Linked DNA regions of Homo sapiens: all the other regions are linked to region 1. A link is a loop called in an ENCODE intact Hi-C map of the cell type or tissue named here. Cell type or tissue: PC-3. All regions are shown on one strand.

Evidence for each region. A loop is a pair of places that touch in the nucleus more often than their neighbours do. Peaks named below come from ENCODE experiments on the same cell type or tissue, not always from the same donor. Only the 100,000 strongest peaks of a DNase experiment are listed, where the experiment ranks them.
Region 2: a loop joins it to region 1, with 10 times the contacts of the local background. A loop is called at or near these places in 35 of 110 quality-filtered maps.
Region 3: it touches region 1 in a loop (11-fold over the local background); 99 of 110 quality-filtered maps call a loop at or near these places.
Region 4: a loop joins it to region 1, with 5 times the contacts of the local background. A loop is called at or near these places in 35 of 110 quality-filtered maps.
Region 5: a loop joins it to region 1, with 5 times the contacts of the local background. A loop is called at or near these places in 11 of 110 quality-filtered maps.
Region 6: it touches region 1 in a loop (7-fold over the local background); 98 of 110 quality-filtered maps call a loop at or near these places.

What each region holds. Positions count from the first base shown.
Region 1 is chr6:16,328,993-16,333,992 of GRCh38, forward strand. All of the region lies in intron 6 of ATXN1 (ataxin 1), which reads right to left. Among named protein-coding and RNA genes, the nearest start is that of GMPR, 93 kb to the left of the region's middle. RefSeq lists an enhancer at 3,106-3,400 and a silencer at 3,106-3,400. In PC-3, CTCF peaks have their summits at 2,530 (motif pointing left) and 3,305 (motif pointing right); DNase peaks (open chromatin) are centred at 2,519, 3,299 and 4,769; H3K4me3 peaks cover 377 bases; H3K27ac peaks cover 1,162 bases.
Region 2 is chr6:17,091,564-17,096,563 of GRCh38, forward strand. It overlaps LOC101928463 (a long non-coding RNA gene), which reads right to left. Exons shown (of 3, transcript XR_241983.4): 2 at 2,583-2,727; 3 at 1,153-1,601. Among named protein-coding and RNA genes, the nearest start is that of STMND1, 8.0 kb to the right of the region's middle. In PC-3, a CTCF peak has its summit at 2,323 (motif pointing left); no DNase peak of the experiment used is centred here.
Region 3 is chr6:16,407,212-16,412,211 of GRCh38, forward strand. The region is part of intron 6 of ATXN1 (ataxin 1); the gene reads right to left. Among named protein-coding and RNA genes, the nearest start is that of GMPR, 170 kb to the left of the region's middle. In PC-3, a CTCF peak has its summit at 2,680 (motif pointing left); DNase peaks (open chromatin) are centred at 2,700 and 2,970; H3K4me3 peaks cover 651 bases; H3K27ac peaks cover 632 bases.
Region 4 is chr6:16,496,223-16,501,222 of GRCh38, forward strand. The region is part of intron 5 of ATXN1 (ataxin 1); the gene reads right to left. Among named protein-coding and RNA genes, the nearest start is that of GMPR, 260 kb to the left of the region's middle. In PC-3, no CTCF peak of the experiment used is centred here; a DNase peak (open chromatin) is centred at 2,249; H3K27ac peaks cover 1,089 bases.
Region 5 is chr6:16,710,547-16,715,546 of GRCh38, forward strand. The region is part of intron 2 of ATXN1 (ataxin 1); the gene reads right to left. Among named protein-coding and RNA genes, the nearest start is that of ATXN1-AS1, 48 kb to the right of the region's middle. In PC-3, CTCF peaks have their summits at 1,273 and 2,834; DNase peaks (open chromatin) are centred at 1,165, 2,545, 2,665 and 3,255; H3K4me3 peaks cover 1,966 bases; H3K27ac peaks cover 3,432 bases.
Region 6 is chr6:16,761,652-16,766,651 of GRCh38, forward strand. It overlaps ATXN1-AS1 (ATXN1 antisense RNA 1), which reads left to right. Exons shown (of 3, transcript NR_136240.1): 2 at 468-628; 3 at 701-5,000. Among named protein-coding and RNA genes, the nearest start is that of ATXN1, 2.7 kb to the left of the region's middle. RefSeq lists silencers at 1-125, 1-262 and an enhancer at 263-1,462. In PC-3, CTCF peaks have their summits at 1,537 and 3,121 (motif pointing right); DNase peaks (open chromatin) are centred at 110, 1,260, 3,140 and 4,730; H3K4me3 peaks cover 4,390 bases; H3K27ac peaks cover 4,931 bases.

The sequences.
Region 1 (5,000 bases):
GGAAGATTATGAAGACACTGGGCAAGTGAACACTGTAACACATATATTTTTTAATGGAGTTAACAACTCCCCTAAGATGTTCTCAATACCCTCTCTCCTGTTTTTTTTTCTCCTTTTCTTCTTCAAGGGCAGATGATGCAGTTCTTAAATTTCCTTTTCAGAAATGTTGGTTCCATTTCTCACCTCTCCTTTGCCTGGCTGGAACATAAAATGAAGCCCTTGGAGAGCATGACACCAGCTGGACCCTGCCCTCAGAGCCAGGCACTGAGAAAAAGCAGGTTAGCAGTGAAAGTCCAGAACAGTCCTTGCACTCGATTTCTGAATCCTCATCTGCCAGAGCCACTACTCTCCAAGATTCCCCTTAGCTCTGGGTCCACACTGGACCTACGATTTCCTCTCCCTAATACACACACACACAAACACACACACACACGCCAACTCAGCAGAGGCCGCCAGAAATAATCCTGTTCTCTGCAAGTTTCAAAAGAATTCCCAGTACAGCCACTCATATGATGACGGAGTGAGACTGTTAAAAACCGAATTTGATTATGGTTAAAAAACCCAAATACCATACAAAAATAGGGCTAGTGCACTGAATGTTTTCTCAGTGGGTTACATGCTTGGTTTGTCCATCTCTCTCTTCCTTTTCAAGTTGTCATTGAAGTTCCCCTTCACACCGTCCCCTTTCTCATTGGAAAGTAACAACTCGCCATTAACACTAGAGACGACAGCTCTTTCAGACAAATCAGATCAGTGTGTTCAAACCTGGACATACAAATGGTGACCCTGGAGCCAGTTCTTATGGTCAAGTATCTCAGTCTCTTACTAACCACTGAAGTCTGAGTTACTGCTGCTGTGTGGGCAAACCAATGCCCAACAGACAAGAGGCCAAATATCAGTGGAACTGACATGACCCAGGCTAGCAAGCAGCGGATGTGATTGCTTCCACAGGTAGCAGCTGTAGGTATGCACAGTGCAACATGCTGTGATTCTGAGAGCTGTGGGATTGGGCTTTGGGAATTCCACACCCTTGGGTTTTGGTATCTCACATCCAGACCCTCTTTTCAATGATCTGATTTTCTTTCTTTCTTTCTTTCTTTCTTTGGAGAGATGGGGTCTTGCTATGTTAACCAGGCTGGTCTTGAAATCCTGGCCTCAAGAAATCCTCCTTCCTTGGCCTCCCAAAGTGCTAGGATTCCAGGCATGAGCCACTGTGTGTAGCCAATGATCCGATTTTAAAACAAACACAATAAAGTAGCGGCCTTCAGCATTCAATCCTTGTCCATGTTGGAGCAACACTGAAATCCCTACTGAAACATAACCCCCTTTCTCTACTCTGCCCCCTACTTTGTAACTATTTTTTAGAGGGGGCAATGATTTTTTTCCTTCCTTCCTTCCTTTTTTTTTTTTTTTTTTTGAAAAGGTCTTGCTTCGTTGCTCAGACTGAAGTGCAGTGGCGTGATCTCGGCTTGCTGCAACCTGTGCCTCCTGGGCTCAAGTGATCCTCCCACCTCAGCCTCCCAGGTAGCTGGGACTACAGGTGCACGCCACCACACCCGGCTAATTTTTGTACTTTTTGTAGAGGTGGGGTTTTGCCATGTTGGCCAGGCTGGTCTTGAACAGGCCTCAGTGATCCACCCACTTGGCCTCCCGGTGCTGGGATTACAGGCATGAGCCACTGCAGCCAGCTTGGAAGGGGCAATGATTTAATGGCCCTTATTGGTTTTGCTCCAACATCATCAATGAACATCATAATGAAATGACAAATGATACAACAGAAAGTTCTCAATCCTTAATGATTTTGATCAGATATCTAGGAAGGTGCAGGTTTAGAAATTTGGTGTCTCGATATCAAAGGACATTTCAGTAAGAATAGAATTTCTCATATGACAAGAGAGGCGCTTAAAGACTGGGACGGAAATGAAAAATAAGGTTAAAAAAACCCTAAAACACTTATGCTGAAGAAATGAAGTGTTGAAGGAGTAATGTCACTTATTTACTCTCGCAACCCAGGTGTTTTTTTTTTGAGATGGAGTCTCACTCTGTCGCCCAGGCTGGAGGGCAATGTGCCAATCTCGGCTCACTGCAACCTCCGCCTCCCGGGTTCAAGCGATTCTCCTGCCTCAGCCTCCTGAGTAGCTGGGATTATAGGCGGCTGCCGCCATGCCTGGCTAATTTTTGTATTTTTAGTAGAGGCGGAGTTTCACCATGTTGGCCAGGCTGGTCTCGAACTCCTGACCTCAAATGATCCACCAGCCTCTACCTCCCAAAGTGCTGGGATTACAGGCGTGAGCCACTGCGCCCTGCCCACCTAGGGTTTTTGTAAGTGACAAATAACTGTGTTCTGTACAGCCTTCCCTTGTAAAAAGAAGTTCTAATAATGAACTTTTATCTTTAAATTTCAAGACTCACTCTTAAGAAAGGGAATGCCAAACGCTCCCACATTTCCATACCAACGAGCAAGGAAAACTCATGCGTGAGACCTACTCAGAGAGAACCAGTCCATGCGCCCCCTGCTGGCCCTCCTGCAGCACTGATCCAATAAAACCCCACAGGGTTTCATGAGGGATATTTATGCAAGAGTGATGTGTCAGAATGCAAAATGAGAACATTTGCATATAGTAGGCCCAGCCAGTAAGGGAATAGGTTAATTAGCCCAAGGCAGCACTAGGGAAGAAAAAGCAGCGGCATAAAAGTCCTTTCAAAGCCAAGTAAAATGTCAAACACATTCAGGAAGGGTCTATTAGCAATGCAAATGTAACATTGCCTGTACAATTGAATGCACAATACACAAAACTAGAAAACTCCTCTGAAGGTACTTCTTTAGGAAGCCAGCTTTCGTAAATTTGAAAAAGAATGCTGACTTGGTTCTCAGTAGTGCTCAGGTTTAATTATACTGTTTATTTGAGAGACATCGGCTTAGTCAGCCCTGAAGACTCACTGGACTGGTCTTCTGCGAAATGATTGCTAAGACATATTGGCCTTAACACACAAATCCAAATTTATTCTTCTGAAAACTTATCCATTGATAAACAGCATCTTTTCCAGAGATTGCCAATGAGAAATCAAGGACACAATGATTAAGACAGCAGTTGCAGCGAGCTGGGGCCAAACCGATAAAAGTTTCCACCCATCCTCCTCCTACATTTAGGGCTATTTACCAGTGCAGCACGGAGCAGACAGGGCTCTCTAACGCTGAGGTATGTGTCCCTTCTCTGGGCCCCGTAAGCTTTCAGTACTGATAAGGGGAAACCCACGGGTAGAGATTGGGTCTTGCTGTATTTTCAATGAACCACCAGAGGGCGCCCCAGGATGGCACCACATTCCTGGTCTATCGGGTGATCATGGGACTAAACAACAAAGAAGTAACTTATGAAGGTGGAAAAGTAGATTTGGAAAATAAGGAAGAGAGAAAAAGAAACGAAAGAAGAAAAAAGAAAAAAGGAGAGTGGGATTTCTGCTCTTAGAGTCTCTAGTTGCAGACAACTGGCCTCTGTGTCCTGAATTGCCCTCCCAGGGGACCCCCGAGGAGTTTATCTCTGGAAGCACCTGCCACAACAAAAAGATTTCTTCCAAACATGGGGCCATGCACAATTATATCAATGCCAAATTACCAGAGAGCCACATATGCAGATCGCACTGTTTAAACATTCCTATTGGAAAAGGGAAATTGGAGGGAGAGTTAATAGATGAATCAAGACAAATGTATTTAGAGTTTGCTACCCATGGTTTGCCTGATAATCACTGTTCTGAATACATTCATCTTAAGCCGCTTTAGAGCTACATTAACTATCTCTCTATCATAATTTCTAAATTTAGCCCAGTGGTATAAGGCTTTGCTAGTCGAAGTGTGGTCCTCCGACCCGTGACATCAGCATCCTCTGCAAGTTTGCTGGAAATGCAGACTCTCAGGCCCCACCCAGTCCTGCATTTTAACAAGATATCCAGATGATTCTATGCACAGTAAGGTTTGAGAAACCCTAGCAGCTATCCGATTAAATTTTCTACTGCTAAACTCTTAAGCAAATTAAACATCTCTAGCCTCTTCCTAATGGAGCAGGCACTGGGAAACCAAACTAGGTGTTGTACGTAAACACAGAGTTGATGGAGCCTCGGAGATAAACATCTAATATTTAGGTGATGCTCCACTGCTTCCTCTGGGGTCATCTAAACCTAATACGGCTGCAAATAACAAATGCTGCTTTTCTTCTGGTTCTTTACACAACTGCAGAGAAATATACTTTAAAAAGGCTATTATCATAAATTTTATACACAACTCAATCATTCCCAGGAAGAAAAATGAAATTTAACAAAGGAAGCTCCACACTTCTTTCTTTGCTATAATTTCATTTCGAGAAATTTTTTGCTATTACCATGGATTCAGACTGCTTGGGAAGTGATAGGAAAATGAGATGCTTCTGTGCTAGGGATGTGGGGAATATATGCCCACTGACTGCAAGTCCAGTAAATAGCAGCCAACTGCTCAGAATGGAAGATGCTCTTAGAATTTGATATATAAACTCCTAAAAATACATCTTAAACCTAGGGCAAGAAAATGGGTTGCTTTTCCTACACCCCCAATCCTGTGCTTCTCAGTTTGAATGAACCCATGGCTGCCTGGCCTGTATATCTATGGACAAACAGGGCACGGTTTCAGCTTTAAAGAAGAGGAAGAGCAGGCTGATGAGCTTGTGCCAGGACTGGAAAAACTACGTATGCAAACACTGAAGAGGGCAGAATACCTGGGTGTGAGGACAGAGGTTACTTGGGCATGTCAAGGATTCTCAAAGTGCTGACTCACCAATCTCCTTCCAGCTTTATTACATCACTAAACTGGAAGGCCTGTGTGGTGCACTGGCAGAAAGCACTTCATTTTGGCCAAGCATTAAAAACAGGTCCAAACCCGACATGCTTGGAGTATCTAGAATGGAGAAAGGTGGATTGGATGATAGCTATAATTAGATGCCTTTATGGTTGACTGAACAGGCATGCCCCCAAAG
Region 2 (5,000 bases), 760 kb after region 1:
TTAGGCCCTCCCATTGTGGAGAATTCTTCAATTACTCCTTTTAAGTTTTCAGAGACTGCGCTAAAAAGGACTGATGATGCTGTTAGCTATAAAACCTGTCAGGGGAGAAGAATGTTCCCTGCTGCAGTGTTTGCTGAAGTTACATCAATGTCTGAGCAACATCCCCATCACTAAGAACACCACCTGGTTGTAAAGTAAACTATATTTGGAAAAAAAGAAAAAACGAAGGCATTTTGTCATGCAATATGGTATCATCCTCTGCTGAGTGCCAGAGAAATTCTACAAATGGAATAAGAACTAGCAGGATCTGGCCGGGCGCAGTAGCTCAGGCCTGTAATCCCAGCACTTTGGGAGGCCAAGGCGGGTGGATCATGAGGTCAGGAGATCGAGACCATCCTGGCTAACATGGTGAAACCCCATCTCTACTAAAAATACAAAAAAAATTAGCCGGGCGTGGTGGCGGGCGCCTGTAGTCCCAGCTACTTGGGAGGCTGAGGCAGGAGAATGGCGTGAACCCGGAAGGCGGAGCTTGCAGTGAGCCGCCATCGCACCACTGTACTCCAGCCTGGGCGACAGAGCGAGACTCCGTCTCAAAAAAAAAAAGAAAGAACTAGCAGGATCTGTGCAGGCGTGGTAGACTTAGGGGCAACAGGAGCAACCCATATCCTAGGCTTGTACCTCGATAAATTATCCCCTTTTTGACTCTGTTGTACCTCAAACAATCAGTATATTAACACGTGACCTCCTCAAGAACAAAAACTAGATGGTACTATTTAATACTTCTTTTGGGGTCCCACCCAGTCCTAACAGCAATGATGCTGACATTGGCTACCTCTCTGACCTTGTCCCTACATCTCCCAAACCCCCATGCAGCCACATTGGCCTTTATGCAGTCCCTCACATGTGCCAAATATGCTTCTACCACAGGGCGCTTTCACTTGCTGTTCCCTCTGCTTGGAGCATTCCACTCACTTCCATCTGTAACAGTCATTTCTTCTCTGCTTTTCCTGACGCTCCAGCCTAAAATCACACCACCCTCCAGTACTTTCCATCCTTTTCCAACCTTTATTTTCTGCCCAGCCCTTTTTACCACCTCACATGATATATATTCACTTATGTGTTTATTCTGTTGACCCTTAAACAATAAGGCACTTGAAGGCAGGGGTTTTATTTTGATCTTCCTGTCTCCCCAGCACCTGAGACAGCAGCTAGTGCACAGTTGGGGCTCAATAAATACTTGCTGAATGAATAAATAAGCAAGCATGTAGAACAAATTGTGAGCTAAACACAAGTGTGTGCATCATAAGGAAACTGGCTTGGTTAGATGGAAGTAGCAAATGATGGTTGGTTATAAAGTTAAAATTTAACACAGCACGCGATTGGAGACACTATTGGAGTTTGTTTGTATGGGGTCAGCTGAGATGCGGAGTAGCAATCTAGGAAGGCAATGAAGAAGGATTCATGGGAAAATTGAGGCTGGTTGAGTCTGAGACACTCCCTCAAGAAAGGCTTAGTACGAAGATCCCAATCATGAATCCTGCAAAACATTTCTCAGCAGGCTGATGTACAGTTGTCCCTCGATCTCCCCAGGTTCCAGGACCCTGCAGACACCAAAATCCATGGATGCTCAAGTCCCTTATATAAACTGACATATCATTTGCATACAAACTACACACATCCTCCCATATGCCTTAAATCCTCTCTAGATTATTTACAATACCTAATACAGTGTAAATGCTATATAAGTACTTGTTATACTGTATTGTTTTTGATTAGCATTATTTTTTATTGTTGTATTCTTATTTTATAAATTTTTAACCTGTGGTGGCTGAATCTGTGGATGCGGAACCTGCAGACACCAGATACCCAGATACCCAGATACCAAGGGCCAACTGTGTACCCTGTGGAATGTGAAACAGCATAACCTTTTTTTGACCGACACTCTTACTTAATATTAGCACCTGGAAGTGTGGTGGCAAGGTAAGTAACCACATTTAAAAACTGGCCTGAACAGTAGCTGCACAGGACCATTTACAAACTGAGCTAGAGCTTTCCACTGGCACATTCCCCTTCCAAGATGGCACCGACTTTGTTATTTTATTTTTTTTAAGAATAAATGACATTTTCATATTCGCAGTGCATCAGTCTCACCGGGGCTCCTCTACTGGCTTAATGGTTGTCATTACAAGGATTCCATCTGCCGACTCACAGCTGAAAGGTGGGCCAACAGGAGGGCCCAGCTGAGCACTTAATAGGTGCATAATACACGTTTCAGAAATTAAAAGTGGCAGAGCCACTTCTGCAAGCAATGACGCTGGTGCCACCTGGTGTGAGGATGAAGCCCCTTCAGGCAGAGGAAGGTTGAAGAATGGAATTTCTCTTTACCAGTGGAGGCTGGTCCCCAGCACACTCATCTGTTTGGGAAAGGTGTCCCAAACCTTTCTCAATCCATCATCTGTTTGGGAAAGGTGTCCCAAACCTTTCTCAATCCATCTCTCTCTCTCTCTCTCTCTCTCTCTCCCCCGCCTCCCCCTGCCCCTTCCTTGCTTCCCCACCCAACTCCCACCCTACTAGGCTTGTACCTGAGTTTCACAGTCCTTGCAGAGAGAATTCGTGGCAGCCTCCCTGTGAGATTCTCCTGGTGAGACTCAGCAGACTTTCTAGGGGAGAAGAGCTGTGATTTTCCTCCAAGTAATTTTGACTATCAGGTCCTCACTGCAGCTTGTTCTGAAAAAGAATAGAGAACAGGCAGCTCTCTGTAGCTGCTATAATTGCAGAGCCAAATGAGAGAAGACAGAGGGAAGGAGGGTGTGAGCAAAAGAAGCGAGAATCATGGGACTTATGCAAACCCCATCCATGCTCAGGAGGGAGCTTCCCTAGAGGAACAGCGGGGACAGCCACTGCGACGACGGTAATGCTTGAGTCTAGTTGGTGATATATGCCACACAGTACTTGCACACTTTTCTGATTTTCCTTTTTTTGTTACTTTTTATTTTTATTTTGAGACAGGGTCTTACTCTGTCACCCAGGCTGGAGTACAGGCTACAGTGCAGTGGTGCGATCTCAGCTCACTACAGCCTCAACCTCCCAGGGTCAGGTGATTCTCCCACCTCAGCTGACCAGGTGGCTGGGACTATATGCCACCACTCCCAGCCAATTTTTTGTATTTTTTGTAGAGACAGAGTTTCGCCATGTTGCCCAGGCTGGTCTCGAACTCCTGGGCTCAGTTAATCTGCCTCAGCCTCCCAAAGCGCTGTGATGGCAGGCATGAGCCACCACACCCAGCCCTGATTTTCCTAAAGCTTTGTGGCTTGATATATCAGTTGAATTATGTTGGTCTAAAAATGAGATGTAGTCAAACTCATGGTTTAAAAAAAAAGTCCTGTTTAAAACCAGATTATTTGGCCAGGCGAGGTGGCTCACTCCTGTAATCCCAGCACTTTGGGAGGCCGAGGCGGGCGGATCATAAGGTCAGGAGATCGAGACCATCCTGGCTAACACGGTAAAACCCCGTCTCTACTAAAAAATACAAAAAATTAGCTGGGCATGGTGGTGGGCGCCTGTAGTCCCAGCTACTCAGGAGGCTGAGGCAGGAGAATGGCGTGAACCCGGGAGGCAGAGCTTGCAGTGAGCCGAGATTGCGCCACTGCACTCCAGCCTAGGTGAGAGCGAGACTCCGTCTCAAAAAACAAAGAAAAGAAAAACCAGATTATTTGATAAAAAACTTTTTCTTCACTTGCAGTAAAGCTAATTTGATAAATTTGTGAATTTCAGCTAGAATTTATAATTTTATCTACTTTACAATAAAAAATACATCTACCCTAAATGACAAATTTGTAGATCATCTCAATTGCCATATATTGCATAACTATTGTGCAGGAATATTGTGAAGGAAGCACTTTTCAGGCCTTTTTTTTTCTAATTTAATTTTCCCAATAACCCTAGAAAGAAGATAGGTATTATTACTAGCTTCTTTTTTTTTTTTTTTTTTTTTTTTTTTTTTGATACAGAGTCTCACTCTGTTGCCCAGGCTGGAGTGCAGTGGCGCAATCTTGGCTGACTGCAGCCTCTGCCTCCCAGGTTCAAGCAATTCTCCTGCCTCAGCCTCCCAAGCAGCTGGGACTACAGATACGCGCCACCATGCCCGGCTGATTTTTTGTATTTAGAGTAGAGACGGGGTTTCACCATGTTGGCCAGGGTGGTCTCGAACTCCTTATCTCAGGTGATCTGCCCGCCTCAGCCTCCCAAAGTGCTGGAATTACAGCCATGAGCCACTGCACCTGGCCTACTATCTCCTTTCTTAAAGAAGAGTAAACTAGGACTTAGGAAGGTGAAATAACGTCCCAAGGTCAAAGGTGAAACCTGGTCAGTCTCCCTCGGAAGCCCAAGTTCTTCTCTTCTCTGCTCTGCTCTCTGCAATGTGTCAGTCATCCCTGCACATGTGAATAACCTGAGGTACTTGTTGAAAACACAGATTCCGAGGCACCAGTCCTGCAGGTTCCAATCCAGCACCCTTGTTCTTGTTGCTGGGAATATGCATTGATGACAAGCAGCAGAGGCTATTCTAAAACAGATGCTGTAGTGCCTCGCTTTGAGAACCAGAGCTCCAGGAACTATTAAACATCCAGTACCTCCTAGTCCAGCCCCCAGAGATTAAATGGCTTCCTCAAGGCTGCTCCGTAACAGAACAGGGCTGGGATCAGAAGGGACCCAGCCGGCCCAGCATTCTTTCCACCACATTCCAGTGGAGAAAAAAATCAAGTTTCTGAGAGAGCTTTGTTCTTCCCCTCATTTTTTCAGTTCTTCAAGCAGCCAAACTCCCCTGGAGCGTCAAACAATATGTTCAAGGCCAGCACGGAAAAATCACACCACTAATTCGAAAAGTCTCAGTGCTTTTTGCCCATGTACTGCCAAAATTGGAAGCAGTGAAAATCATTTAAATATTACTTTTCTTTAATTGTGAGAATATCAGTGTGTGAAAATTGCCATGTGTAACCTTA
Region 3 (5,000 bases), 78 kb after region 1:
TTGTGGGCACTACCCTTATCTTAAAGTCTTAACTTCATGTTAATGAAACAAATACATTATTAAATTTTTTAAATGTTCTCCTCTAAGGATATGCCTTTATGATTCAAAATAATATGGTCGGAATGAATGGGAAGGATACTGCTGTGTCCACCAGTGCCTAACTGGACATTTAAATGGCAGAAGCTCTTCTTCCAATGGCACATTGAAATCACTGAGAGATGACCTTCTCATAGTAAGGCTGTCCTAAGGAATATGTTGAAACATGCTCCTCAAAAGTATCTGTATCAACTTTTGGATGCTGAAGCTGGTTTTACTCACAACATCTGGTTTGCTTATATAGCATATCAATTCAATTAGATATTAAAAGGTACTTATTTAGTTGGTGAAGTTGAAATGCAGAGAGGAGACTAAAATTCCCAGGGGCACAGTTGTGGAGTTAGGCTAGAAAGCTGTGCTCTTAAATCCCAGGCCAGTAGCTTTTCATCATTAGACTATGTAGCTAGAAGCCCCATTGGAGGGTCTGAGCTGCAGACACACGGTTAACCCAGGCAAATCAGGTCTCATCTGGGCATCTCTGGATACGTCTGGGTGGCCTGTGAAGTGGATGGATGTTCTGTTTGTGTGGAGGCCTGTTTGATGAGCCTCCTGGAAGAAAAAGAAACAGGCAGTGACAGGAAACCTGCCAGGGATAATGGTGCCATGTGGTATCTGAAGTCCAGTAATTCTTCAACCTTCTTAGCAGCTTGCTGTGTGAGGAAGGAACTGACCCAGAGTGGTTGGGTTAAGGTGCATCTGCTAGGCATGCGGGATTGGGGGCATGGGGGTGTCAACAACAGGGGATATAACATTAGGAATATCTACCAACCCAGCCCCTTGGGGAGGGGTGCAGGAAGAGACCGTGGGGCCATAAAGAACCTGAGGCCACCATGTTTTGTGGTCTCAGAAGAGAACTTTCACCACTCAGGAATAGAGAGGACACATATCCCTGCTGTACTTGGCAACAAAATAAAAGAAGAACCGATCATCAACCCTCATGACATCACAGGGCAGAAACGGGAGTTGATAATAACATTCGAGAAGGGGGTCTGGGGCCTTGTGAAATCTCAGTTACTTCGTGTCTCCTTTAAATAAACTATAGTTATTTTAAATAGTGGCCTCACCAAAGCCTGCTTTCACACTGATTTCTCCCATTTCTATATCCATTCCATTATTAAGTATGTTAAAGAAGTATTGTCTTAAATACTTTCCTTCATCAAGTGAGAACCCTGGAAGAAGATGAGAATGAGGAACATGATGAGGATGGTAAAAAAAAAAAAAAAAGTTAACAGTAACTCAGGCCTATCATCTGACAGGCACTAAGTGTGTATCACGTATTTTGTCACTTACAACCTTTTCAGGGTTTTAATGATAAGGAAAGTAAGGATAATGTGGTTAAATAACTTATGCAAATTGAAAAACATTTGACATTTATTTTCTCACAACTAATAAGTAGCTGAAGTAGAACTTGAACCCAAGTGTGTTTAATTCCAATTTTAAAAAACCTGTTTTTTAGAGTTGAGGTCTCTGTCATCCAGGCTGGAGGGTAGTGGCATGTTCTTAGCTCACTGCAGCCTCAATCTCCTGGGTTCAAGCGATCCTCCTGTCTCAGTCTGCTGAGTAGCTGGGACTACATGGATGAGCCATCATGCTTTGCTTAATTCCAAAATTTAATTCTTACCTTGGCACCCAAGAGGGTGTTTGGCACACAGTAGGTGCTTCATAAAAATTGGTGACTGAACAAATAAAAAGAATACATGGGTTCTAAGGTTTAGTCAATCAAATGGTGCAATGAGCCTCATTCTTCACCTAAACTGGTTAAGTATACCTCAGTCATTTAACCTAATAGAAACAGTCATTATAATCAAATAATGTCACAGGATCGATATTTCCTGCTAAGGAATAAATGACTCGGACTTGCTTTGACATTTATTTTCTAAAACTTACTCAGTTTTGCCCCGATATTTATACATCAGCAGGAGATGGTTACCCCGAGAAGCTGCTCTGTTCCACACAATTGCCTTAGCGTCTGTCCTCTTTATGAAACTAAAAAAAAAAAACCACAGTAACTGTAGTTGTTATGAGCACCAACATTTTAAGTCTAATTAAAAATTTGACTTGCTGGCCAGGCACCGTGGCTCATGCCTCTAATCAAAGCACTTTGGGAGGCAGAGGCAGGTGGATCACTTAAGGTCAGGAGTTCAAGACCAGCCTGGCCAACATAGTGAAACACTGTCTCTACTAAAAATACAAAAATTAACCTGGCGTGGTGGCTCACGCCTGTAGTCTCAGCTACTCGGGAGGCTGAGGCAGGGGAATAGCTTGAACCTGGGAGGTGGAGGCTACAGTGAGCTAAGATCGTGCCACTGCATTCCAGCCTGGGCAATAGAGTAAGACTAGGTCTCAAAAAAAAAAAAAAAAAAGAACTCGACTTGCCGTTTATGCAATTTCAAAAGCTGGCTTTTGTAGGTCTAAAATTGTTGTAAGACAATTTTAAAAGCTTCCAGACGTGCAGAATCTGGGGCTCTTCTTTGCCCCCCACCCCACAGCCTCACATGTCTTGGTTTGCGGCTTTTAAACAGCGAGTTCTAGAGAAGTTCCACAAAACTGTGCTCCACCTGCTGGCCTTCTGGGGAAGCTGCGTCTGGGCTGATGATGCTGGTTGCGGGTTGAGCGAAAACAAGGAACAGATTTGAGTTTGTCCAAAGCATGCTTGGTACTTGAAAATTAACCCTTCAAGACTGGGCATGTGTCCAGTGATGCTCTGAAGCTGGCAAAGATGAGCATCAAATCACCAGACGTGCATGGAGAGCATGAGCTGAACGACCGTCGTGATAGGCTTGGCAGAGGATGAAGCAGAGGGTGGCACCGGAGCCCTACCTGGGTGCTGGCACTGCCTCGGCCTCTTGCTTACTATGACGCCGTGTGAATCACAGCATCTAGCGGCCCTCCTTCCCCCTTACTATGACTTCCAATTTTGAAATACTGTGACTCTGCTGTGTACTTAATTGACATCTCTTTCTGAAGGAATTTACAATCCAGTTGATGATGTAAGACCCACTATCATAAGCCAATTAGAGAACCAAACAAGTGCTGAAGGGACCCCTATGGAGGCAGAGAACCTGAAATGAACAGTGAAGACTAAATCTGACTTACAAAGGTGAGGAGCAGGGAGTACATTTCTTTCCTAATGCTTGCACTGGGATTTCTGACGAATACCTCAGAGGCTATGTTGGGCTTTTTCTGATGTAGCGATATTTTGGAGATTATGGTTCAACCAGTGATTTGTCTAAACCTGTTTGAGGATTCTTTCTAACATATCATTCCCTTCCCTACATAAAGATAATATGCAAAAAATCCAAAAGGGTGCAATCATTTGTTTTACTAGAATCTTCTTTATGTTCTAAAGTCTTAATCATGCATTTCTTTCAAATTGTGAGCCTCCAATGAACTACAAGCTTGTCAGAATTACATCTATTCAGGTCATATACAACATCCGTGGAGCAAAGTGAATTTGAAGTTAAGTCTCCTCTTAGTGTAGCAGTACGTATTTTGAATGAGAACGGCCAGTGCTAAAGATGGAAAATAGGTGGGTGGCCAGGCACAGTGGCTCACGCCTGTAATCCCAGCTCTTTGGGAGGCCAATGCAGGCGGATCACTTGAGGCCAGGAGTTTGAGACCATCCTGGCCAACATGCTGAAACCACGTCTCTACCAAAAATACAAAAATTAGCCGTGTGTAGTAGCACATGCCTGTAGTTTCAGCTACTTGGGAGGCTGAGGCAGGAGAATTGCTTGAACCTGGGAGGCGGAGGTTGCAGTGAGCTGAGATCACACCACGGCACTCCAGCCTGGGTGACAGAGTGAGACCTCTGTGTCAAAAAAAAAAAAAAAAAAAAGAAAAGAAAAGAAAAGAAAAAGATGTAAAATAATTTGAAAACAAAAGCCTAAAGATGCTTGCTGAAATCAGCTATTAGTCTGTTCTCTTCAGGAAAATGACATATTATGCATAATTAATAATAATAATAACATAACTAATTTTATGTCTTATTGACTCTAAGGTATGGCTATCTCTATTTACTACTACCTCATATGACTTTAATATTGATATTGAATTAAAGTCAGTGCAAGATCTGTAGTACATTAGTAAGTATGCAAAAATGGGAAATTGAAGCCCTGTTTATAGGTGGTACTCAGAGAAGGCCCAGGGTTGTTGGTGCCAACTGGAAAAAGTTTATATCTGATTATATTAATAGCAACATTGATCTGGCATTTTGCCCTGGCATAGTTTTTTACCTTCTTGAAGGTTAAAAAAAAAAAATCTCCCTGGCTGCATCAGGATTTAAGACATTGGGGAGAAAGAAAGGATAAAGAGGGAACAAGGGCAAAGATGAGGATCATTGAAGACGTTCAAGGATAATTAAACTTCTGCCCATAGCTGGCCTGGGGGAGAAATGAATGTCACCGTAGTATGGATGTGGCTGGCTCACAGTGTGAAGAGAGAAGACCTTGTTTCCAGTCATTCACAGCCCTGTTGAGATATACCTTCATGCCTAATTCCTTCACCCTCTGAAGTCCAACATTATTTAATTGATAAGATATGCCACATATCATCTTGTCCTTTGTGTTTAAGTTGTTCTTATTAATATGTATGTCTTATCTCCCTTAGTAGATTGTCAGCTTCTTGAGGTTATCTTGAATGTTTTAACTCAGCTCTCTCTCTCGCACTATCTTGCTTAGGGAAGACACCCAATAAATATTAGTTGAAGACATGACCAAGTGCATGAAGTACTGTATAGGCTTGCTAAATAAGGGCAGTAAAAATGCCATTGGATCTTGTAGGCAAATTCTGAGGTTGTAACGGATGAAATTAATATAAATGTTGATTCACTGAATTGTGAACTATAGAATATGAACCCTGTCAATAGGAGAAACCTTTCTAAAAGCCTTCTTCTTTGTTGTGCA
Region 4 (5,000 bases), 170 kb after region 1:
AGGAGGCTTCATAAAAGCATTCTAGCTTAAAACTGGGATTTCAATGGTCTTAACTGTGAATACCATGTAGCAGAAATGCCACTTGGCATTATATCTAGGGATTACCTGTTGAAACACCAAAGACAGGTATACTTTGATGTGGGTTACGCAGGGCCGGGTAAGTAACAAGAAATACAATTATTCTTTCTTTCTATGAATGTGGCGCTGAAGATTTGATACCATATTTGGAGCACAGATCCATCGTGTGGAGGGATGGGGAAACACAGGAGAGGGGTGCTGAGTGTGACCACATGTCCACAGGCCTGTCTGAGCTCGCTACAGGTCACACTGCATCATGAAGGACCCTGTACTCCACTTGCTGCAATTTCAATGCAAATAAAGAAAAATATCAACTACTATTTTATGAGTAAAGGACGCTGGCAAGATGCAGCCGTGGTTTGTCTTAAGAGTCCTGAAACTCAGTTAAAATACCTGATGATCGCGTTTCATTAAAAACCCCAAGGAATTTCTTTACACCATGAGCATTCTACAAGTTTCCTACCTCTCTTTAAGACTAAATATTTAAAACTCTTTAGAATTAGCATCATCTATGTGTCACTTGGCTCTAGGACACATATTCTCGGGGAAGAGCATATCCCCATTTCTATTAGGAGAAAGAATAACAGGATTTCTCCCCTCCTCCTTCATCTTGCAGATTTAGGGGTTTATCCTAGTATCATGGCTCAGGGGATTCTCACACTTACAACTCCTAATATATCAAAAAAGGAGAAAATCTCTCTTCACTGCTTAATTGTTTTGTCGAATAAGCTCTCAAAAGTTCATTTTTGTTACCTTTTTCAGGCAAAATAAGAGGCCTTTTACAAAAATTCTATTGCTAAAACAATGGAATTCTCCCGGGAATGACTTCGTTATGGAAATGAAGTGACAGCTTCTTTTATCTAGCCAGGCAGAAAGTCTGCATTTATAAAAGGCATTCAGAGCACTCAAGTGTTGTGTGTGGGAGGACAGAAAATGCTATTTTTAATTCAGATTGCAGCATTCCTCCCATCCAGGTCTTTCAGTATAATCATAATCATAATAAGACTGATGTAAAAAGAAAAAAAAAAAAGATTCCCATTCCTGCTGACCCCAGCAGAAAAAGAGAGAAAGAAAGAAAATTAAATAAATGATTAATACAGCTTCCTTCCACTTTTAGACCGTTCTGTGGGCTTGGAGATCCACCTTCGAGGCAATCAGAGCAGACTATCCATTATCCAAAGTTAAAAGCACTTTAACTCTGCTAGTAACAGCATCACGTCTTCTCACACAAATTTACATTCTTGTTCGTGTGACTTTCACTCTCCTAAGTTTGCAGGAATCGCCTGTGCCTGCTGGGAAACGCCGTGCAAGTTCCTCCATCTGTTTCCAAGACTTAACATTCCTTGGTGACAGTGCAATGGACGAGTCCAGCCTGGTGGCAGGGCCATGCTGGGAACTTGATTTCTAATGTCAATCACTGGAATGCCCTTCTAGTAAGGAAGAGGTGCCCAAGCTTCTGTTTGAGTTAACACAGACCTTTCCAGGTCAGGTGTAGAATCTGGAGTGATGAATGGAAGGGCTGGAAAGGAAATGAAGACCAGTGTAGATGTCTCTTTGCAGAAGTTGAACATTAGAGGAAAAAACAGAATAAGATGAAAATGGAATCACAAAGGGTAAAATGACTGGTTTAAGGCTATATGTGCAGGATTAGAGAAGAGATGGGGTCAAAGGGGTATTTTTTAATGAAGATAAAATTCACATAAAACAAAATTCAGCATTTTAACTGTTTTTAAAGTGTGTAAGTCAGTGGCTTTTACTCCATCCACATGTTGAACAACCATCATCACTATCTAATTCCAGAAGATTGTCATCATCCCCCTTATCCATGAAACAGTCACTCCCTGTCCCCCACTCCTCTCAGCCCCTGGCAAAGACTAATCTACTTTCTGACTCTAAGGAGTTGTCTATTCTGGATGTTGTGTATAAACTGAATCATACAATATGTGGCCTTTTGTGTCTGGCTGCTTTCTCTTGGCATAATGTTTTCAAGGCTCATTCATATTGTAACATGTACCAGTACTTCATTCTTGTTTTGGTTCAATAATACTCTATTGTAGGCTATACCACATTTTGTTATTTATTCGTCAGTTGATGGACATTTGGGATGATTCCATATTTGGGCTACTATGAATCATGCTGCTATGAACATTCATGTACATGTTTTTGTTTGAATACCTGTTTGCAAATCTCTTCAGTGTATACCTAAGAGCAGAACTACTGAGTCATATGTTAATTCTGTATTTAGCTATTTGAGGACTTGCCAAATTGTTTTCTATAGTGATTGCACCATACTACATTCCCACCAGCCAGGTAGGAAGATTACCATTTTTTCCACAAGCTTGCCAACACTTGTTATTTTCCTTTTTTAAAAAAATTATGGCCATCATAATGGGTGACCATAATAAAGTGGTATCTCATTGTGGTTTTGATTTGCATTCCCCTAAACACTAATGATGTTGGACATCTTTTCATAAGCTTATTGGCTATTTATATATCTTCTTTGGAGAAATCTCTATCCAATGCCTTTGTCCATCTTTAAACTGGGTTGTTAGTCTTTTTCTCTTTGAATTGTAAGAGTTCTTTATATATTCCAGAAACTAGACCCTTATGAGATACTGACTTGCAAATATTTTCTCCCATTCTGTGGGCTGTCTTTTGACTTTCTTGACAGTGCCCTTTGGTTCACAAAGGCTTTGATACTGATGAAGTCCAATGCATCTATTTTTTTCTTTTGTTGTTTGTGCTTTTGGTGTCACATCTAAGAATCTATTGCCAAATCCATGGTCATGAAGATTTACTCCTGTTTTCATTTAAAAGTTTTATAGTTTCAGTTCCTACATTTAGGGTATTGATCCATTTTTAGTTCATTTTTGTATATGGTGTGAGGTAAGGGTTCAACTTCTTTCTCTGGCATGTGTCCCAGGTGACTTTTTCCATTGTCTCAGCACCAATTGTTGAAAAGAGGTAAGAGAGATTTTGAGTATGAAGTGATTTTAGTCTTTTCTCTTGAAAAAACAAAACTTTAAAAATATACATTATTTTAAAAATTAATTTTCTGGCTTTTGGTTACACTATGACTGTATTCAGCCACTATTTAAATGTTTTTCCTCATCCCACATTTTAAAGATGCAGCAAGTTTTCATGAATGATGACCCACCAGAGCCATGATGCTGAGCTTTCAGGGAAGCCAACCACCTCTTGAGGTGGTGCTTTTGCAAGAACTAATTTTCAAAAGCAACAGTAGCTTGAAATTGCTGACTTTGGGTTGCATTTGCCTCTGTGTTTGTGCCCCTCTAGTGAACAGCCCCTGTCTTCAGATATCCACAGACCTCTGTTCTCTTTCCAAGCCCGACACCCACCCATTAAGATTGGCTCTTTGGAGAAAACTTAATAAACTAATTCATGCCAAATCGTGTATAACCAAGAGAAATAATAGACTTTTGGCATGATACCTAAGACTCTGTTTATCTTAAGCAAAAAGAATACAGTGTAGGTTGTAGAATTCTGGCTATCATCAATTCAGCCAATGCAAGGAGTGAAGACTTTTAAATCCCCCTAAAGCATCAGTTCTCCAACTTGGCTACACATTGTGACCACCCAGAGAGATTTAGAAAGTACTAATGTCTGGGTTCCACCCACAGAGATCCTTACTTAACTGGTCTGGGGTATGGCTCAGGCAATAGAATTTTGGAAAGCTCCCCAAGTGATTCTACTATGCAGCCAAGGTGGAGAGTCACTGTCCTGAAGTCATCAGAGGTTGCCACCTACTCCTCCCACAAAGGTGGCTCCTCTTGTCACCTTGCACCACTTGCAAGCAATTAGGGATGTACATTTACATGATTTTAAAAGTCTTATGATGTCCGATTAAAACTAACAAAACTTGAATTTCTTGTATCAGTTATCATTCACTCTTCTCAACAACCGTGTGAAAGTAAGTTTATTGTTCCCATATGACACACGAGGAAACAAACTCTGAGAGATTAATTAAGCGACAGCCCTAGATCACAGAACTTGGAAGTGGCAGAAAATTGATTTTAATACAATTGTTTCAACCCCACAGTCTGTATCATTATAATCTCCCAGTAATTTCAAAAGGGCCAACCACTGTGAGTGTGGGCATGTAATTTGGTTGCATCTTCAATGTGGCACCCATCTTGTGGAATGGGACGAGGGGATAACAACTCGCTGAAGAGAATAGCAGGCACTACCTCTGTCGGTTACTATTTACCTTTCTTTCTCTATATTGTATGCATGTGGGTGTGTGAGTGTACATAAGTGTATGTCCACCTAAGGAAAGTGGACCTCAAGGGTATATCTGAATTGAGAAACATATGGCCCAACTACAAGAAGGTACCTGGGTAGGGTTTTCAGAGATGTAGTAATTCTTTCCAAGATGTGATAAGACTGGTAAAAGGTCATGAAATATCTTCATTATGATAAAAAAAAAAAAAAAAAAAAAACATTGAGGAAACTACCAATTCATTCATTTATGGATTCATCTAATGCCCATATATAGATTACAAAGCTTAATCAGTAGTGAGTGACAAGACTGAAGAATATCAGGCAAAAATCTCCCATACTTAAATATTCAGGTTCTTATAATAGACAAGACACAATTTCCACATAATATCATCTTGTCTGCCAATGCATGGGGCACATTAACTAGCCTTGACACAATAGTAGAACAAATCAGAATTGGTAAAATGTATTATTAATGATGGTAGAAATTGGGAAGTGAGTTTCATGTCACTTTTTTCTCTTATTTTAAACTGGTGCACTCAAATGTGTAGGTTTGTGCATGTGCGTGAGTGTGCACATATGCACGCATGCACACATGCATACACACAATCACACACAAGGCTTGAGTGAAGACTCCATTTCAGTTCTGCCATTGTTCACAGGCCTAACAACTTACTTTTCCT
Region 5 (5,000 bases), 380 kb after region 1:
ATTTAGTTTTTAATTTTAACATTTATTCATTATTTTTGAATTTTATTGTTATTATTTTTGAGACAGGGTCCAGCTCAGTCACCCAGGCCGGAGTGCAGTGGCATGATCACAGCTCACTGTAGCCTCAACCTCCTGGGCTCAAGCGATCCTCCCACCTCAGCCTCACCAGTAGATGGGACTACAGGCACATGCCACCTCACCCAGCTGATTTTTGTATTTTTAGTAGAGATGGGGTTTTGCTATGCTGCCCAGGCTGGTCTCAAACTCCTGAGCTCAAGCAATCTTTCTGCCTCGGCCTCCCAAAGTACTGGGATTACAGGCATGAGCCACCACACCCAGCCTATTATTATTATTTTTAATAGAGACACGGTCTCACTCTGCTGCCCAGGATGGAATGCAATGCTGCAGTCACTGTAGCCTCAAACTCCTGGGCCCAAGCGATCCTCCCACCTCAGCCTCCCAAGGTGCTGGGATTACAGGCAAGAGCCATAGAGCCCAGCCCATGACAGTATTTTAATCAAGACAATATAGTATTGACCTAAGTACAGACTGCAGATCAGTGGAACAGAGAGTCTTAAAACACATATAAAACCAAATGATTTTTGACAAAGGTGTGATGGCAATTTCATAAGGAAAAAAAATCACTTCAATAATTGTTGTTTCATACATTTTAATAAAAACTGAATCTTGACCCCTACACCTCATATCTTAATTTGAAATGGCTCATATACTTAAATGTTAAGGCTAAACTAGAAATCTTCCAGGAGAAAACAGGAGGATAACATCTTAGCAACCACAGGGTAAGCAAAAATGTTATAAAGACACAAAAAGCATATATCTTAAAAAATGATAAATTAGACTTCATTAAAATTTAAAGGGGCTCATCAAACACAGTTTAAAAAATGAAAAAGGTAAGCCAAACACTGAGAAAAAATTCATATTTCTGATAAATGACTTAAATCCAGACTATATAAAGAACTCATATATATACACATATATATACACATATATATATACACACATATATGTAAGTTCACAAAATAAAAAAAAAAACCATCTATATCTATATAGATATAGATTGTTTGTTTTGCGACACATCATTCTGTTGCCCAGGCTGGAAGTGCAGTGGCACCATCATGACTCACTGCAGGCTTGACCCCTCCCAGGCTCAAGTGATCCTCCCACCTCAGCCTCCTGAGTATCTGGGATTACAGGTGCGTGCCACTGCTGCCGCCTAGTTTTTGTATTTTTAATAGAGACAGGGTTTCACCATGTTGCCCAGGCTGATCTCGAACTTCTAGACTCAAGCAATATGCCTGCCTTGGCCTCTGGCTAGCATTTTTTAAATTAACTGTTGCTACCTGCAACAATACAGATGATCTCAAAAATGATATGCTGAACAAAAGAAAGCAGATACGAAAAAGTACTGACTGATTCCATTTGTATGAAGCTCAAGAACAAACAAAATTCAATTACAGTGACAGAAATCAAAGCAGTGGTTGATGACGGGGAGGTGGAAAGTTGACAGGAAGGGGGCAGAGGGGCTCTGGGGTGATGGAAATGTCCCATATCTTGATTAGGATGCTGATTATGTGGATGTATGCATTCATCAAAACTCATTGCGCTGTACGCTTAAGATGTGTTGATTTCACTGTATGTTCTCCCTAAATAGAAACTAATTTATTAGTGAAAAGAAAGATGTACTTTCTTTTCACTATTAATAATAAACTAATTTATTAGTGAAAAGAAAGATGTACTTTCTACCTGGAGGGTCTGTGGGGATAACCCCTATTCCGTACAAAGGAACAGTGAACATGCTTGAGTGAAAACAGCCACGCAAGGCAGACAGCAAGTGAGAAACGCCTAAGGCAGGGGAAGAACGGTGGTCTGCTACAGTGAGAAGAGAAATAGAGAAGACTGAGTCAGAAGGGGAAGGTATACACCAAACAGGAAGACACGAGTGAACTGAACGCAAGAAGTAGAAAGTAAGAGACCTAAATTCGTGTTTCCAAATAATCCAGTTACCACATTACACTCAAAAAAAGAACCAAAGGCAGTTTTATTTGGAAATTGTTCTCTTCCTCCCTCGACACCTCTGTTAATCAAATTGGAAGCTAGGGGAGGGAACTGAGTAAAGGCAGGGACCTGAACATATCCCTCCGTTTTTGCTTTTTTTTTTTTTCTTTTGCCCCTTAATCAGCCACCTTCAAAACAGTGCCTTTCTAGGGCTAACGTCCTGCCTGTGGCATCTCATCACTGATAAACATCAGGAAGTAACTGCCATTCGCCATTTATAGATTTATATGTACCTGCTAGGATAATGAGATTCACAATCTGTTCATTCCCTTAGTAACTGAATGAAACTCACAAATGGCTACGAGGGAGTATCCTAGTTCACTGAAGCCCAAGCTGGCCTCAGGAACCAGAGATAACATTTCTCCTTTTTCCAGCTGAATTACTAAGACAAGCAAGAGATGACTCATAATAAGCATAGTTGATGAAGCAATTAATGCCAACTCTTCCTCTCTGAGTCATCCCTTCCAGTGAAAGAATCGCTAGGAGTATTAACCCTGGCTGAAAAAGTAGATGCCATGTGAGCACATTAAACTTTACCAAACAATGGAGTGGTAAGGGAAGAGTTGGAGGGTTTCTGTCCAAACTATCTGAATCTAGAGGGACCGCTCCATGAATAAGTTTCAATACAATTGCGGTAATCAGCACCGCTTCCTCTATTTCAATTTACAAACGCTGGGTTTACAGGAATAGCTTTCTGAGACATTCCTATAAAATTAGCTTACTCACTGAATTTTTAAAAAGGAGAACAAAGCCAAAGGACGCCATTGGCCTCTGGGGGCGTATGTGTGTGAACAAGCTGATGCTGTGTAGAAATGATGTGTCAATATCATTTGGGCTACTTGTGTGAAAACTGCTCAATCCAAGAGTTACTTCTTGTTTCTACTGACTGAACATGAAGAGAGAACCAAATATTCCAGACAGGGAAAGAATCTGAGAAAACATAGAGTGGAGTGATTTCAGTGTGTGTATATGAAGAAGGGGGAGCAAATATAAAATCCAACTGGATGCTTTTCATCCTCCATGCAGTTCTCCACCCGCTTACTACCCCTCACTTAAAGTGTGGTCCTGGGGCCAGCAGCATCAGTTTCACGGAGGGATTTGTCAGAAATACATATTCTCAGGCTCCACCCTAGAACTATTAAATCAGAACCCCTGGGCCTGGCGCCCAGAAATCTGTGGTCTAAACAAGCCTTCCAGGTGCCTCTGATGCAAACATTCAATAAAATGTAATCGTCAAATCTTAACTGGTCCCTGGCCGCGCGTAGTAACTCATGCCTATAATCCCAGTACTTTGGGAGGCCAAAGCGGGTGGATCACATGAGGCCAGAAGTTTGAGACCAGCCTGGCCAACATGTGAAATCTCGTCTTTATAAAAATACAAAAATTAGCCAGGCGTGGTGGTGTGCACCTCTAGTCCCAGCTACTTGGGAGGTTGAGGCAGAGAATCACTTGAACCCAGGAGGCGGAGGTTGCAGTGAGCCAAGATCACACCACTCCATGCCAGCCTGGGCGACAGAGTAAGACTGTAGAAAAAAAGAAAGAAAAAAAAAACCACACACCACACACACACACACACACACACACACACACACACACACACACACCAAAACCTGGCCCCATTTGCATGTACTACTGCTACACTCATCCCTCACTCCCACCCACCTTTCGGAGGTAGGCCGCCCATCACTAGATTTAGCAGAGCATCCGCTGACTGAAATGAGACACAGCTGGGAGGCACCCACCACCACCCGCCTTTGTAGAACAGCTACCCAAAAAGACAAGGATAGCAAGTCCCCTGAAGCTTTTCCAATCTATTCCTTTTTGTGATTGTTTTCCTTTTGAAATAGTGTTAACACATTTTAAAATTATATACATATTCATTTTGAAAAATACAGAAATGGCAAAGAAGAAAGTAAAAACCTCCCAGCTGACACTTAACATTTGTCCCATCTTTTTCTAAGCATCAATATATAAATATTTAACAGTATATACATGTTACTTAATTTTTAAAATTTGTAATTGTATATGTATTTTCTTGTATACATTCCTTTGAAAGCTCTGTGATGGGTGTAGGCTGAACTGCTGGGCTGTACTGTTTTAGAGCAAAAAAAGATACTCATGCTGTAATTCTAATTTTTCTGTGTTTCAAAGGGGGGGCTATTAATTTATTAAATTAATTTTTAAAATTTACTCAAGGTGAATTCTTATCCAGATCAATTCCAGGAGTTACGGGGCGTGGAATTTGCCAGATAAGCCACACCATTCTATGCCATCAAGTCACAGAAACTGGCTTCCCTACACTCTAATTTGTGCCTTGTCTGTTGCTTTGGGCATGAAACAGAATGTGGCTTCTTTCATTTCTCACTTCATTACCTAAAGTGGACATACACCTTCCCATACTCCCTCTCCCCTCTCCTTCCCTAACCTATCCCCTGCCCACCCTGGCCCCATTATTTCTCACTTGGATAACAGGAAGGTCGTACAACTCTCCCTTTTGAACTCATCGTCCACACTGGGTCAAATCTAAAATACATCTGCATATGCCACATCCGCTAAAAATCATTACAATAGCTTCTATTTAAACATGAGTATATCCCATCAGCCTGGCCCCATGCTACATGCGTTCAGACATTATCATATCTTTATAACAATCTTAAGAGACAGAGGCTATTATTTTAACGTTAGAGATAAAGACTCTTACAGCTGAGGTATGTTAAATAACTTGCTCAAAGTCACAAAGCTAGTAAAATTTAGGGCAGCTGACTCTGGAACCTATAACATGTGTTAATTCAAAAAATTTCATGACTACTGCCATCAACGGCAGTGGTTCCCAACATTTTCTTCAATCAAAAATGTTGCAGACTTCAGGCACTAGATGTTTAACTCTTAATATCTGTTGATCAAGAAGATGTACAATGGTCAAA
Region 6 (5,000 bases), 430 kb after region 1:
GCCGCCGCCGCAGCTCAAGGATCCGACTTCATGGGGGTGGGGGGCACCCTCTGGCGGGCGGCCCGGCGAGCCGCACAGAGCACGGCGAGCGCACCGCGCGGCGGCCGGCCCGCGCCCTTAACCCTTCGCTGCGCGCCGCCCGGGGAGGCGGGCACCTTTCCCAAAGAGTGGCTCGGGATGGGGTGCGGGGGAGGGGAGACGCGGACCGGAGGGCAAGGTTCCTTCCAGGTTTGGGAAGGGGGCGGGGAGCTGGGCGATGAGGTAATTTGAGCGGTGACGGGTCGGTCCTCGCGCGCCTCCCTGGGTCCCTGCACCTAGTTGGAGGGGACTGAACGACAACGGGGCGCTACTCAGGCAACCTGGGGGACTCCCCCAAGGGCTGTCAGGCTTCAGCTGGGAGCCGATGCAACACCCCAGCGGGGAGGGGAGGTCGGCCCATTCTAATCCCGACGTGTCCTTGGTCCCAGGCGCTCGGAGCAGCATCTGAGAGGGCTCACTCTGATCATCAGCTGCACGTTAAGCCACAAACCGGCGTCGCTTCGGCGTTCCGGAACCCAGGCCTGGGGGCCGCGGGGATTGCCTCTGCGTGCAACTCCGGAAAGTTTCAAGGGGTCCCCCGACTGCACAGGTACCCTCACCTTTCCTGCCGGCGAACGCTGGCGACCGCCCGACCCTGCCCTCTTTCTCTCTTCGCACGCAGGTCCGGAAATCGGCTTTGATATGGAACTACTCCGCTCTAGCCTGGAAAGGAGACCCGCGCACTCCTCTCGCAGCTAATTTCGGATCATTAATTTAATCGGAAATGAGGTAACCAGTGTAGGAGACAGAGAAAGCAACCGGAGCATCAAATGGCAGTTCTCGAGAATCGACGAGGAACTTAAATCTGGACTCAGGGTTTCAGTGCGGTCTCCGACTCCCACCACCCCGCCCCTCCGCCTGTCTCGCCGCCAGGTGTGACCTCCACGCGAAGGAATCTTCTTCGGATGGGTGCACCTTGCCAACAGGTGTGGCACCTGGAGGACTAGGAGGCGCCTCCAGACTAAGGGCGCTCAGTGCGGCGTTCTTGTTGCAGATGATTCTGGAAGGCCGGTAGGTGTCGGGCGACATTTGACCTTCTTCAGGTGCTTAGAACTAAGTGTCTGGAAACATGATCCTTTCGCGTAAGTTTCTTTCTGAAAGCCACCAATCTTGACTGTAAGCTGTATTTGAGAGATCTTTTGGCTGAGTTTACTTATGACCTAACGGTTAGTCACCAACTGAGGCAGGGCACAGGATGACCAAAAAAAAAGTGTCAGTTTTTACACAACTCTGGCCTGCAAGAGCCTACGTGCTTCATAAATAAAAATAAACATACGAGCGAGGAAGGTGCAGAGCCCCGGAAATATTTTTTTCTCACATTTTTGAAATACCATGCACATATATGTGGCTATTTAAGTATAACTACTAGTGTTCACTCTTACTCATTTCTACAACTTTTTTTTTTCCATTTAAAAATCGATTATTGTTACGGTTTAAACCTCGGGTTGGTCTAAAGTGACATTGTTGGTCTCATTACAGCCTCTAGTGGACAGTTAACATCAGTTTCCTGAAAAGGCTCTGACTGGTTTTGTTTTCGTTGACAAGCTTTGTCAAGGTGAAGGTTAGTACGTAAGAGCATAACCGGGTAAAATGTCCCCTCACCCCTATCCTCACCCCCGCCCCCAACACCCTGCTTGGCAAAGACGACTTCAGAAAGGAGCAGAAGCTTGTTGGCTTTATATAGAAAAGACGTATGCTTTGTGCTGCAGGTATTATTATTACTGGACTGTGAATAAACAGAAAGCTTCTGCTATTCATTTCAGTTTCAGACAGCTTTCATAAAAACTAAATTCATCTCAAATATTTTTATAACAGAAAATATTGGTTGCCATGTTTTTGGCTTAACTGCGATGTTTTTATTCCAACTCATAATCTGCAAACTGTCCAATCCACCTCCACTCTATTTTTAGACATCTTACATTTAGATAATTTTCAGTTAAAAAAAAGCTAATATTGTAATTTTACGTTGGCACAAGCAGTTAATTTACGTGATTTTAACAACCTTAAATTAAAACACATAATTCAGATTACAGTTAGTCAATTAATTTAAATGTTCTCTCAAGGAAGCTAAATATGTATATTACCCAAATGGTAAAAACAATTAATAAGAAATGTGTCATTTACTTTCTTAGCCATTAAGTTTAAAGCCATAAACTGCCACCAAAATCTGTAACTATTTCTTCCTGCAAGATCCAACATAAACACCATACTCATGAAACTGTCTCATTACCTTTAGTACTGAAATATTTTGTTTTCAGATGGCAAAATATTAAGTGTACAATCACAAATAACAGGCACTGATTCTTTAGAAACAAGACTTTCTCGTGCAAATAAAAACTCAATGAAAAAGGGCAGAGCTTCCAAGAAGCTAGTAGACAAATATATAGTACTATAGTCCTACTCATAAGGCTGGTGTTATGTTTGTAAAAGCATAAGTCAACCTTTGAAATTACAGGAAATCGATAAATAAGGCCTGATGAGCTTGACTCGTATCCTGTGTCATAGATTGCTTAAATACCATGAAAAATAATTGTAATCACATATCTATTTTACTGTTTTGGTGGTATCTACTCTTGAAGGTGTTAAATGGGCCAGCAAGTATATATTATATAATTACATATTACACCCTTACTTAAAGTGTAGTTTTCAAAGTCGCCACAGCAGCACTTGGGAGCTTTTTAGACATTCAGAGTCAAGGGTTCTACCCCAGACATACCAAATCAGAATCTGCCTTTGAACCAGGCCCCTGGGTGATTTCTAAACACATTATCATGTGAAGAACACTGGTCTATACCACAGGGATCAACCTAAATAAATTTGGGCACAAGTGCAGAAGTTAATTCCTCTATTTATTTCTTTTTTGCTCCTTTTTAGTAAGTACAGCCCTTATTAATTTGTGCTTTTCAATGAAAAATTATTATGTTATATGCTTTGGATAAATACTACTGCACTGTAAGTGCACACATCTGCATCATTATTGCCAAAAAAGAATGCTCTGCTGAGGAATGTACTGGGGTCTTGAACATGAACATTTTCTTCATGGCAGCAGAGGGAGCACAAGAGTGCTTAATAAAACCAGTGCACAGGTCTCTCCAAATCATGACAGATTTTACATTGTAGTATATGTTTTCATTGGAAGTAGCCTGTTATGTAGTTCAAAATGAAGCAAATCAACTGAGCAAACACAGATAGGCTTACCAGGTCATAACAACTATGTAACTGAACAGATTGAAAGTTGAATAAAATAAAGATAAACTTCTTTAGAGTTTTAGGCTTGAATTCTTAAAAGAAAGTGGACCTCAAAAGTGAAAAAGATGCCTTAGCTTTGCTCAAAAACAAAGATAACACAACACAGAATCAGGCAACCCTAAGATGCCTTAGCTTTACTCAAAAACAAAGATAACACAGAATCAGGCAACCCTAATAGTAGCTCCTGTTTATCTAAAAACAGAGTCAGTTCACTGGACCCTACATCAGGTAACTTAATTTCATTTGGTGTCATACATGTTGGTTAAGGTCCATGCGCCTTTTGCTGTGTTTACACTCAGAATAATTTTAGGGGTTTCTCCTTAATGCTTGCAGTGGTGAGGATTTAGGTTTCAGTTATACCTACGTAGTATTTCATACTTTTCACTACTCTTCCATATTGCATCCTCAAAAACTCCCTTGAAGCAGATAACATACTTGGTAAAAGCCAAGTATCCAAAAAGTTATGGAACCACATCGTGCTTTCATAACATTGAGTCATTTAATTGTTTCAGTAGTGCTTTGAGGTATTCATAAATGAGGGAAATTATACAGACTAAAGATCCAGAGCATTTTTTACAGTTTTAAAGGTTTTTCAAAGTTATTCTTAGATAATATGTTTATATATTTATTATTTATTTACAAGCAGTCACTTACTCTGCATCTACAATAACTAAGACTTGAGAATATAAAATTGAGTAAGACATCTTAGTGTGCAAGGAGATCAGAGCAGAACAGATCTTACCTTTGGAAAACTGTTAATTTTTACCACGTTGAAACACAAAGATTCATAGTTGATGCGATCCAGCACCTGCCAGAATCATAGCAATCAGACTTCCAAATATGAGAATCAAACATTAGAATCATTAAAAATTTGAGAGGCGGGGGGGACAGTTGTACAACTCTTGAGCAAAAGTTGACTTATAAGCTAATATTAATATTTCAAATTTGTACGACAAACAAATGTGAAGATATAATGTGTATTTTATTTGAATGTCTTCCCTATCACAAAATCACATGAGTAAGTTGAGTTGGTAAACATTTATTTATTTTTATCTTTTCTAAAATGCTGAAAAGAATTTTTCTCCCACACTAAAGAGGGTTTGCCAAGTTTCTGCCTGGAGCAATTTGTTATGGCTGTGTAATAAATCCCAGAAAGTTTGAATTTTTAATGGAAACACTGACAGAATAAAGAGGGTGTAATCCTACATATGTCATTTAAAAATCTGAGCAAACCATAGTGTGCTTGCAAAACAAATATACTTTCCTTAGATTGCACTCACAAATAAGGCTGGGGAGACCACAAAAGTAAAACAAACTCAAAAGTGAAAAACACTCACACAATAGACTCTGAGGTCAGCTCACCACACCCAGACTAAAGTCACTGGGCTCTGTGCGTGTCACCAAGACTCTTAAAAGACATACTTCTGAATCATCTTTCTTGACCCTCCACCAAACTGTAGCAAGACAGGCTTCCTGGGAATGAAAATGACATTAGCATTAGTCAAGAGTGAAATTAAAGTCATTGTACTCAAACATCTGCCAACAGTCTGTGATTTCATAGTACCCACCTCTGAAATAAGACTCTGTCTACAATTAAAAACAAAGAAAAAAAGGTACTTTAGGTCTTCACTATCCACTATGTCTACTGAGCACTTGAAATGTGTGATTAGTCC